3 separate regions of the Homo sapiens genome follow, and all the other regions are linked to region 1. Evidence: chromatin contacts called from ENCODE Hi-C or POLR2A ChIA-PET data. All regions are on one chromosome and are shown on one strand. Each heading gives the region's core, a stretch centred on a gene start or an enhancer-like site at or near the end of the contact. The rest is flanking DNA. Distances are from core to core; before and after follow the strand shown.

The links. A loop is a pair of places that touch in the nucleus more often than their neighbours do. ChIA-PET counts read pairs that join two places held with the same protein, here RNA polymerase II (POLR2A). Pooled maps may share reads with other maps.
Region 2: a loop to region 1 is called in a pooled map, with 3 times the contacts of the local background. The contact joins the enhancer-like site here to the promoter of STRIP1 in region 1. A Hi-C loop is called at or near these places in 1 of 37 single-sample maps with no recorded cell type and 2 of 50 pooled maps. POLR2A ChIA-PET finds 5 or more read pairs at or near these places in 2 of 52 experiments (K562 and endothelial cell of umbilical vein).
Region 3: a pooled map shows a loop between it and region 1 (4-fold over the local background). The contact joins the enhancer-like site here to the promoter of STRIP1 in region 1. A Hi-C loop is called at or near these places in 1 of 168 maps with a recorded cell type or tissue (CD4-positive, alpha-beta memory T cell), 1 of 37 single-sample maps with no recorded cell type and 7 of 50 pooled maps. POLR2A ChIA-PET finds 5 or more read pairs at or near these places in 5 of 52 experiments (AG04449, CD8-positive, alpha-beta T cell, CD8-positive, alpha-beta memory T cell and 2 more).

What each region holds. Positions count from the first base shown.
Region 1 is chr1:110,033,122-110,036,006 of GRCh38, forward strand. It overlaps STRIP1 (striatin interacting protein 1), which reads left to right and starts at 1,503. Exons shown (of 21, transcript NM_033088.4): 1 at 1,503-1,696. The coding sequence starts at 1,517. It overlaps LOC105378895 (a long non-coding RNA gene), which reads right to left and starts at 2,318. Exons shown (of 3, transcript XR_947693.3): 1 at 2,288-2,318; 2 at 228-310. RefSeq lists an enhancer at 1,178-1,567 and silencers at 1,568-1,787, 2,028-2,097.
Region 2 is chr1:110,383,079-110,385,985 of GRCh38, forward strand. All of the region lies in intron 2 of SLC16A4 (solute carrier family 16 member 4), which reads right to left. Among named protein-coding and RNA genes, the nearest start is that of SLC16A4, 6.5 kb to the right of the region's middle. Within about 2 kb of position 1,558, at least 7 of the 41 ENCODE cell types and tissues checked have a DNase peak (open chromatin) inside an H3K27ac peak, as active enhancers do.
Region 3 is chr1:109,634,817-109,637,751 of GRCh38, forward strand. No RefSeq gene overlaps it. Among named protein-coding and RNA genes, the nearest start is that of AMPD2, 16 kb to the left of the region's middle. Within about 2 kb of position 1,520, at least 4 of the 41 ENCODE cell types and tissues checked have a DNase peak (open chromatin) inside an H3K27ac peak, as active enhancers do.

The DNA of each region.
Region 1 (2,885 bases), core at 253-2,752:
GCTTCTCCTCACTTCTTTCAGAACTCATCTAAAATCACACCCTCAGGCCTGCCTTCCTTGGGCAGCATGCTTATATTATAGCCACATTCTCCGCCTCCACCAACCCCTGCCCCCCGCCCCACTGCCACCTTTTAACCTCTCAATTTTTGTTACTTCTGACAAAGATTCTCTTCTTTGGCCAAAACTCTAGTCAGGCTCCTGTGAGTCCTCTGCCTACTAGGACTAACCGTTTGGGCTTCCTTTCTGTCCTTGTTGAATCCAGTTTGTGCAGGGACTCTCCACTCTTGGCGTCTTAATCCATTTTTTGTTGCTATAACAGAATACAAAACACTGGGTAATTCATAAAGGAAAGAAAGTTATTTTTTGCAGTTCTGGAGTCTGGGGAGCCCAAAGTCGAGGGGTTGCATTTGGTGAGGGCTTTCTTAAACTGCATGGTAGAGAGCCTCTCACGGTGAGAAAGCAAGAGCATGTGTGCCAGCTCAGATCACTCTTCCTCTTCTTATAAAGCCACCAGTCCCATCACAGGGGCCCTACCCTGACGATTTTATCTAATCCTAATCACCCCCTCAAGGCTCCACCTCCAAATACCATCAACATATGAACTTTAGGATTGAGTTTCCAACGTATGGAATTTGGGGGACACAGTCAAACCATAGCACTCGGTATCTGACCACCCTCAACATCTTAGCACCCTGTCCTGCTTTCAGCAATAATCCTGTTAGGTCAGTTTAGCAAGAAACTTCTTATCCTTGATGTTTCTCTTAGTAGTTTTCCGTCCACTGACCCTCATCCTGCTCTTTGGTTATAAATCCCCACTATATCTTGTTGGAGTCAGAGTTGAGTCTAATTCCTCTTCTTCACTGCAAGATCTGGTTGTAGTGGTCCCTGTAACTATCACCATGGGCTCTCTTACATAAAGTCTGCCTTACCATCTTTAATTAGTGCCATGAACAAATTTTCCTTTAACACTTTTCAGCATTTATTTCTCTATATTTGTCTATTGTTTGTCTGACCCACCAAGCACTGTTATGTACCGTGACTGCAGACACTTGTTCCTCATTTTATCCCACTGCTTGGTGCACAGGAGACATTTATTAAATGTTTGTTGAATGAATGAATGACAAGCACTTGTCACAACGGTAACTCTGTGAAGACTAGGATCCTATCCATTTTGTTCATTACAAAATTCCGCCTAAGCCTTGAACAAGGCTATGAGTTATAAGTGCAAAGCGATTTAGAGGAAGGAGGGGTAACTAAACTGACTGAAGAAGCTAAGGGAAGCCTCACAGATAAAATTACATCTAAACTGAAACTGAAAGGAAGGTGGAAAACTAAAAAGATCAACAAGGGAAGGACTGCAGACAGAATATCGCGAGGTATTGGTCAGCCAAGATGGCTTCTAACACTGGCCGCCACACTTAATATGGCGGCCAGGGAAATTTCCTGGAGAAAATCACGCGAGAGTTGCATCACGGCGGCTGTGCGCGAGTTAAGCTGGGGGTGTGGAGCAGCCAAGATGGAGCCGGCAGTCGGCGGTCCGGGCCCACTGATCGTGAACAACAAACAGCCCCAGCCCCCGCCACCTCCGCCGCCGGCAGCCGCACAGCCACCACCCGGGGCACCGCGGGCCGCCGCGGGCCTCCTGCCTGGGGGCAAAGCCCGCGAGTTCAACCGCAACCAGCGCAAAGACTCAGAGGTCAGGAGCTTCGGGGGGCGAGGCTCGCACCGGGTCGGGCGGCGCCGGGGGTCCCGGGCCCGGGGCCACTCTAGGGGCCAGGTTGGGCTTCCCGGAGGGCTCGGTAGAGTCCGGCCGAGAACTGTCACTATACAGCGAAAGGAGCAGGAAGCGAGGCTGGCAGCTCCTGGGGTCTGGAGCATGAGTCCTTGCTCTAGCTCCGCCGCCCGGGAGAGCTTCCCGTGGCCGGCGACTGCTGGTTTGCTCCCCTGGGCCCCGACTGTGGGCGTGGCCTCGAGGCCCTAGCCCCTGGGGAAGCCGCTCTCGCCCCAGCTCGGGGGTGAGGAGTCGGGGGTCTTGGTGCACTCCAGGGCGCTGGGCTGCCGCGCCCCCAACCTAATCATCTCGGGCGTCTGTCCCTGGCACGCGGGCTCCAGCTCCTGGGTCCTGCCGCTCGCAGAGGAAGGCGCGTGTGGGCAGGGAAGGCGCCGGCGAGGATCTGGAAGGAACTTAGAGCCGGACCGAGCTAATTATCATTGAGAGTAGAGTAGGAGGGGGAAACATGTCCTGTTCTTCTGACCTGAGCCAGATCAGGCCATGGGTTAACAGTACCTGTGGTGGGCTATTGTGCCCAGTGCGCCTGATACTGAACTGTTAAAGATGAGAAATAGACATTTTAAGCATGCGTTAGGACCCAACATTCCTTCCTGTCTCGCTAGTGAGCCGTTCCTGCCGTTCTGGAGATGGCATAGTCTGGAACTGACTAGTAACCTCACCCCAAGTTAAGGAATTCCTCCCACTGCCTCCTTTTGCAGAATTCATGAATGAAGATACTCATGTCGCGGAGTTTTAGGGCTTCTTAATGAGCAGGTTCCCAGAGCACTTACTATGCCATCTCCTAGATTGATCAGCAGCCAAACTGATCAGCCAAGTTAATGAGAGGGAATTCCTAGTTGTCCAAGCATAATGTACCAATTCATACCAAAGAGCAATGATACTACCTTTAGACCTGTGGAATCAGTTCCTCAGAAGCTTTTATTTTTTGTTAGCAAGGCTAAACCCCTGAGAAAACATGTCAACAATTGGCAAGCCCGAAGTAGACGTAATTTGAGCTTGGAGTGAATTATTTGAAAAAAACAAAAACACTGACCATTTAGGAGCCCTGGCATGGTGGGATGACGGACATCAGTGTTAACTACTCAGTTTTTCA
Region 2 (2,907 bases), core at 308-2,807, 350 kb after region 1:
CTTATTGGTTGAGCCTCATTATACATCTTATATTTTATGGGGGAAGTCATTCCTTTTAAAGTAGCTAAGCATTTTAAATGGAAACATCTCATTTAATCCTCATTTCATGGCTTTGGAATAGGCATGCCAATGTTGTGTACCAAATAATTTATACCAAATAAACCACCCAGTGGGTTCATCTTGCCTGCTGCCTAGATACAGTTGATTTATCAAGACAGGAATTGCAATAGAGAAAGAGTTATTCCCACAGAGCCCATTGTGCAAGAGACTGGAGTTTATTAGACCAATCAGTTTCCCCGAGCTTTTGGGGATCAGAGTTTTTAAGGATAATTTGGTGGGTGGGAGGCCAGTGAGTTGGGAGTGCTGATTGGTTGGGTCAGAGATGAAATTCTATCAAAGCTGCCCTTTTGCGCTGAGTCACTTCTGGGTGGAAGGGTGGAGGGGGACCCACAACCAGATGAGCCAGTTTATTAATCTGGGTGGTGCCAGCTGATCCATCAAATGCAGGGCCTGCAAATTATCTCAAGCACTGATCTTAGGTTTCACAATAGTGATGTTATCCCCCGAGCAATTTGGGGAGGGTCAGTCTTGTGGCCTCCAGCTGTATGACTCCTAAACCATAATTTCTAATCTTATGGCTAATGTGTTAGTCCTACAAAGGCAATCTAGTCCCCAGGCAGGAAGGAAGTGTTTTTTTTTTTTTTTGGAAAGGGCTGTTAAAAGGAGGTTTTTTTTTTTTTTTTTTTTTTTTTTTGGAAACGGCTGTTAGTTTCTCTTTCAAAGTTAAGCTATCAACTAAGTTTCCCCCAAAGTTAGTTCAGCCTACGCATGGGAATGAACAAGGACAGCTTGGAAGTTAGAAGCAGGATGGATGGAGTTGGTTAGGTCAGATCTCTGTCACTGTAATAATTTTCTCAGTTATAACTGCAACAGCAGTTCCAAGATCAGGAAATTGAAGTTTAGAGAGGTAAAAAGTTGCTTAAAATAGGGGTACTGGAACTGAGATTTGAACCCAGATTAGACTGACTCTAGACCTGGCACTCTTTTACTGCCCTCAGTAGCATCTGTTAAAGACAGCTAATTCCAGTTACCTTTGTGGGAGAAAAGTGTTTGTCCAAAGAGGAATAATTATTCCTGTCAGTTCTTAGATTAGTTTTGATTTAACTCTGCTGCTGAGCTGAGTACCTTCCTTCACTAGATATATAAATAGGTTGACCATAAAATGTATCATCCAAATTGAGACACTCAAGAGTGAAAAGGGGTGCTTAATTTTGGATTAACTGGGATTTGTGGCCATCTTAAGGTTGGGCCAGGGGCCCCATCCTTTTCTTTCTGCCCCACCTAATCTTCCTTACCTGTACTCCACTAGAATTGCTGCTTTGGAGATGAGGTTTTCTTTCTGTGGAGTATTAACTTTTATTTCTCAGAATTCTAGTTAGCCGGGGGGCTGTTAAGTGCTATTCCTTCTTTCCGTTTTTAAGTAACAGTCATGCTTTATCCCACAGGGGTCTAGAGGGGAACCTAGCCAGGGTTTGCATTCACTCGTAAAGCCCAGGTGTACTCTCTGTCTCCAGGGGTTTCGTAGCGTTGGCTTTTCAAGGCCACTTCTGCTTTCAACCTGGCCATGCATTGCTTATGAACCACAAAACCAGCTGGGCATGGAGGCTCCTGCCTATAATCCTAGTACTTTGGGAGGCCGAGGTGGGTGGATCGCTTGAGCCCAGGAGTTCAAGACCAGCCTGGGCAACATGGCGAAACCCCGTCTCTACAAAAAGTACAAAAAATTAGCTGGGCGTAGTGGTATAACACCTGTAGTCCCAGCTACCTGGGAGGGTGAGGTGGGAGGAACACCTGAACCTGGGAGGTCGAGGGTACGGTGAGTTGTGATCACACTACTGCACTCCAGCCTGGGCGACAGTGAGACCTTGTCTCAAAATTAATAATAATAAAAGAACCACAAAGCCTTAGGTTCCCCTTCATTAATTCCACTTTCTCGGCCCGCCTGTTACAGTTCTGTACTCATCTCGCTTGATATCTGCTCCCTGGACAATCATTTACTCTCAAGGTTTTAATTACCACCTGCATACTTATGGTGGTGTAGCTGAACAGGGTTCTGCAATCAGTCTGCCTTAACTTGCATCCAGGCTGTTCTTCCTACTGGGGCGTGACCTTGGGCAAACAACTTCGCACGTCACATGGGTTAAGCTTCCGCTTTTATGATGGGGGAGGCGGCATTGGGGATGAAAATATTACCTAGCTCATAAGACTGTGAAGATTAATTGAGAAAATTCTGATAAAGTACTTAATATTTGGCACTTAACACTCAAACAATTAACTGTGGTTTCCATTCTGCTTTCCCAAGAGCTTCAGACTCCTAATTGTCTACCATATCTTTATAACTTCTGGTCAACTTGTCCAAACATAAACTCACATTTCCCTTATCCTATGCCTACTCTTTTCAGTTTTTTCTATTGGTACCATCCACCCATTCATTTGAGTGACAGATGTGCTTTCTCTTAGACACCTCCCTCCCTCAGCCCCTGCTTTTAAATAATGGTCAAGACCTGCCCCCTTCTTTTCACCCCATCACTACTGGCGATGCTCAGAAATTGCAAAAGTGGTAGTGGTGAGGAAGAAGTCTCTTAATATACTTTTTCCCATTCTGATTTGATAAAAGGAACAAAACTTATTTAGAATGAAGAGTGCTATAAACGCCAGGACTATATATTCAAAAGTTAAAAAGACATTTTATCAGGCCCCCATTGAGGCAATTTATAACCATAATTTTCCTCTAAGGCACTTCTGTCAGGCTAGAAATTAGGTTAGAAAATATACACAGATCTCAAATGACTTAGACTTTCTTCTCTCAGTTCATAATAATGTGATGATTGTGTCCTCTCATGAGCA
Region 3 (2,935 bases), core at 270-2,769, 400 kb before region 1:
AGCAGAAATAAAAAGTCATTTCCTTGCCCTCGACCTTGCCTGCACCTTCCATGCCAGCCCGCCACCTCCTCTCCTCTTTTGGAGCCCCACCCCCTGCCCTTCCTCTCGACCTGCTGTGTGTGCCTGCGTGTGTGAAGGTGCCCGCATCTTCTTCCTGGTCAGGGGCCAGATCTCACATGGAATGGGGGGGTGAGGGGGAAGGAGGGTGGGTGGCAGAGGGAGTAAATAAAATAGGCAACCCAACCTGTCTCCTTCCAAGGTTTGGGACCTGTCCTGAGTGAAGTCGACCCTGGGGGACTGTCCCTCATCTGTCCCTAAAGCTCTCAGACTGGGAAGTATGAGGGCTGTGTGCCAGGCCACATCTCACATGCCCTGCACGGGGTCCCCTCTCCGTGTCCACTCCTGGGGGAGTGGAGGGGAGCAAGTGGGGAGCTATCTGGGCCCCCAGGCTGCGGTAGAGGATGGGTAAGGGTGTTTGGTTAGGGTGACAATAATCCTGATTTCTAAACCCTACATCAGAACATTTACCCTATCAAAGTATTGCCTCACTTATGAATGTATTCATATGAAATTCCAATAAAGGCTTAAGCCTTAACTCAGGTTTAATCCAATGTTTGAGAAATCACTATATTTTCAAAATGAGAGTGAAACTGCCCAAATTAGGATGCCCTGGGCAACCTGGGGTGGGTGGTTTCCGCAGCTGGGCCTGAAGCAGGCAGCCTGCAAGTCTAGAAATGGGGGCGATCTAAGTGCCTTGCTTTTGTGCGCATACCTGTCTTCTCCCGGCAGACCCTCAATGTCACCCCCACCCCCTGGCAACATGGGAGAGCTGAAAGAAAACCTCTGAGGGCTGCAAAATATGGAAAAAAAAAAAAGTTGAAATTGACAAATGTTTAATGAAATGCCTTCAGAAAGTAGCATGTCAACTTCAATATTTGTTAAGTCACATGCCATTATATTTGAAAACAATTTGTAAGTTGGATTTTTGACAAGAGTTCCAGAATATGCAATATGATTAAAGAGAAAGCATAGCCAATAGTAAATTAAATGAGTTACTCATAGTCAAGTAATTTCAAAAGCAAATTTATAAAAACCCCTTTAAAGCAAAGCAGTTATATTTAATGAGGGGGTGTGGGTGCATTTTAAATGCAAGTGAGTGTGGGGCCTCCAAGAATCAGATGCAGGGTCTATAAAGGACTTACTTAAAATGGCTCAGCCCCGCAGTCCCACTCTGGGCCAGGGGGGTTGGCTCAGATTTTGGTCTTGCCGTCACCTTCAACTCTCCTGCCTCCCTAAATAGTCTGGGCAGATTTGGAGCAGCTACTGCTGCCACTGGCATCTTCTCTGAATCTGTGCAACAGATATGCACAGCTGGAATTTCTGTCTCCCCTTTGCAGATGAGAGACTGACCTGGGTTTAAACCTGAGTGTTCTGTTTATTAGCTGGGCAAGTCAGCCCTCCTCCCTGACTTCCCAGGCCTGGAGGAGATATGCAAAGGGGAGTGGCTACCAATCCATTCCCACCAGGGTCCCAAGCTACTGCTGGGGTATGCTGGTGTGTCTACTACGCATTTGCCATGGTGGGGTAAAATACCTATGAGCACCTGGCATTGGGCTGAACTCTTTGTAAGTGTGAATGTACTTCCAGCTCCTAGAACTCTGCATGATATCTATCACCATATTCCCTCGCGTCAACAGGGAGAATGAGGTTCGGGAGGTTATGTAACTTATCCAGGATGACTCAGCTAATGAGTGCCAGAGCTGGGATTTGACCCCAGAACTGTCAGGCTGCAAAGTCTTTGTTCCTCCTACTCTATCATGGTCCCTGGGGTACGTGTCTGGTTGAGGGGGTCCCTCTAGGGGTGGGGTGCTCAGGGAAGGGACAGGGTCAGGCTCTGATGAGCAGAAGGATCAGTGCGGGTGAGTCTAGAGGCAGAAGGGTCATGGAGGAGGCTCCTGCCACATCCCGGGTGTGATTGACAAGGACCTGGCTGGTGGCAGTGTGGGTGGAGAGGAGCTTTTGTGGGGAGGCTGCTAAGACCAGTAGTTAAGACAGAGGTGGCAGAGGTGGCCACAGGATTGTGATTGGCTGGCACAGCCTGATATGAGATCGAGAATGTGAATGCTCTGAGGCGGCTATTAGCCTGACCCCTCCCGGTTACCTTATACCCATCCCAGTCCATACACTGCCAGAGAGGTACTGGGTTTGTGATCCCCGGGCTCTATCCCACGGCACAGCTGTCACTTATTAGCCATAAGATCCTGAAAATTTCTAGGAACTCTGAGCTTTAGTTCTCTGATCTATCAAATGAGGATATCGGGGTCCACGTGTATTGGTTTGCTATGGAGATTAAATGCTGTTTATAAGGCAGAGTTCAACGACAGGGGACTTGAACAACTATGGAGCTAGGTCAGAAACTCCACTGCGGGGACAGAGAAGGGTGGGCTAATTCCTTTTTGGAGAAAATAGCAATAATACCATGCTTGCTTTGTGCTTTATAATTTTCCACATTTGGTTTTTGCAACAGCCTTTTGAGTTGGTCAAGAGTGTGATTATTCCTCCCAGCAGCCTCAAATCCTTTTGGAACCAGGTGTGAGCTAAACAAAAGTTATAAAATGTTACAAGTCCATAATGGATAATGGTACTGAAAGTCAGAGAGTCCCATACTTTGCCTGGTCACAGGGATAGGAGGTGGAGAGTGGAGTGAGGACCTGGTGCTGGACTCCCAGCCCAGTGCTCTTATTTTGAGCTCCCTTTGGGACCTGCTGGAGATTTGAGTCAGAGCCTGGCCAGGGGGCTAATTGGGGGTGGGAGGATGGCTCCAGGTGACCGTGAAGCTGAGGTGGGGATGGCGAGGGTGGAACAGGGTGTGAGGCCTGGGCCTTGATGGGGTCACTAAGACTGGTTTTTTATTTATTTATTTATTTTTGAGATA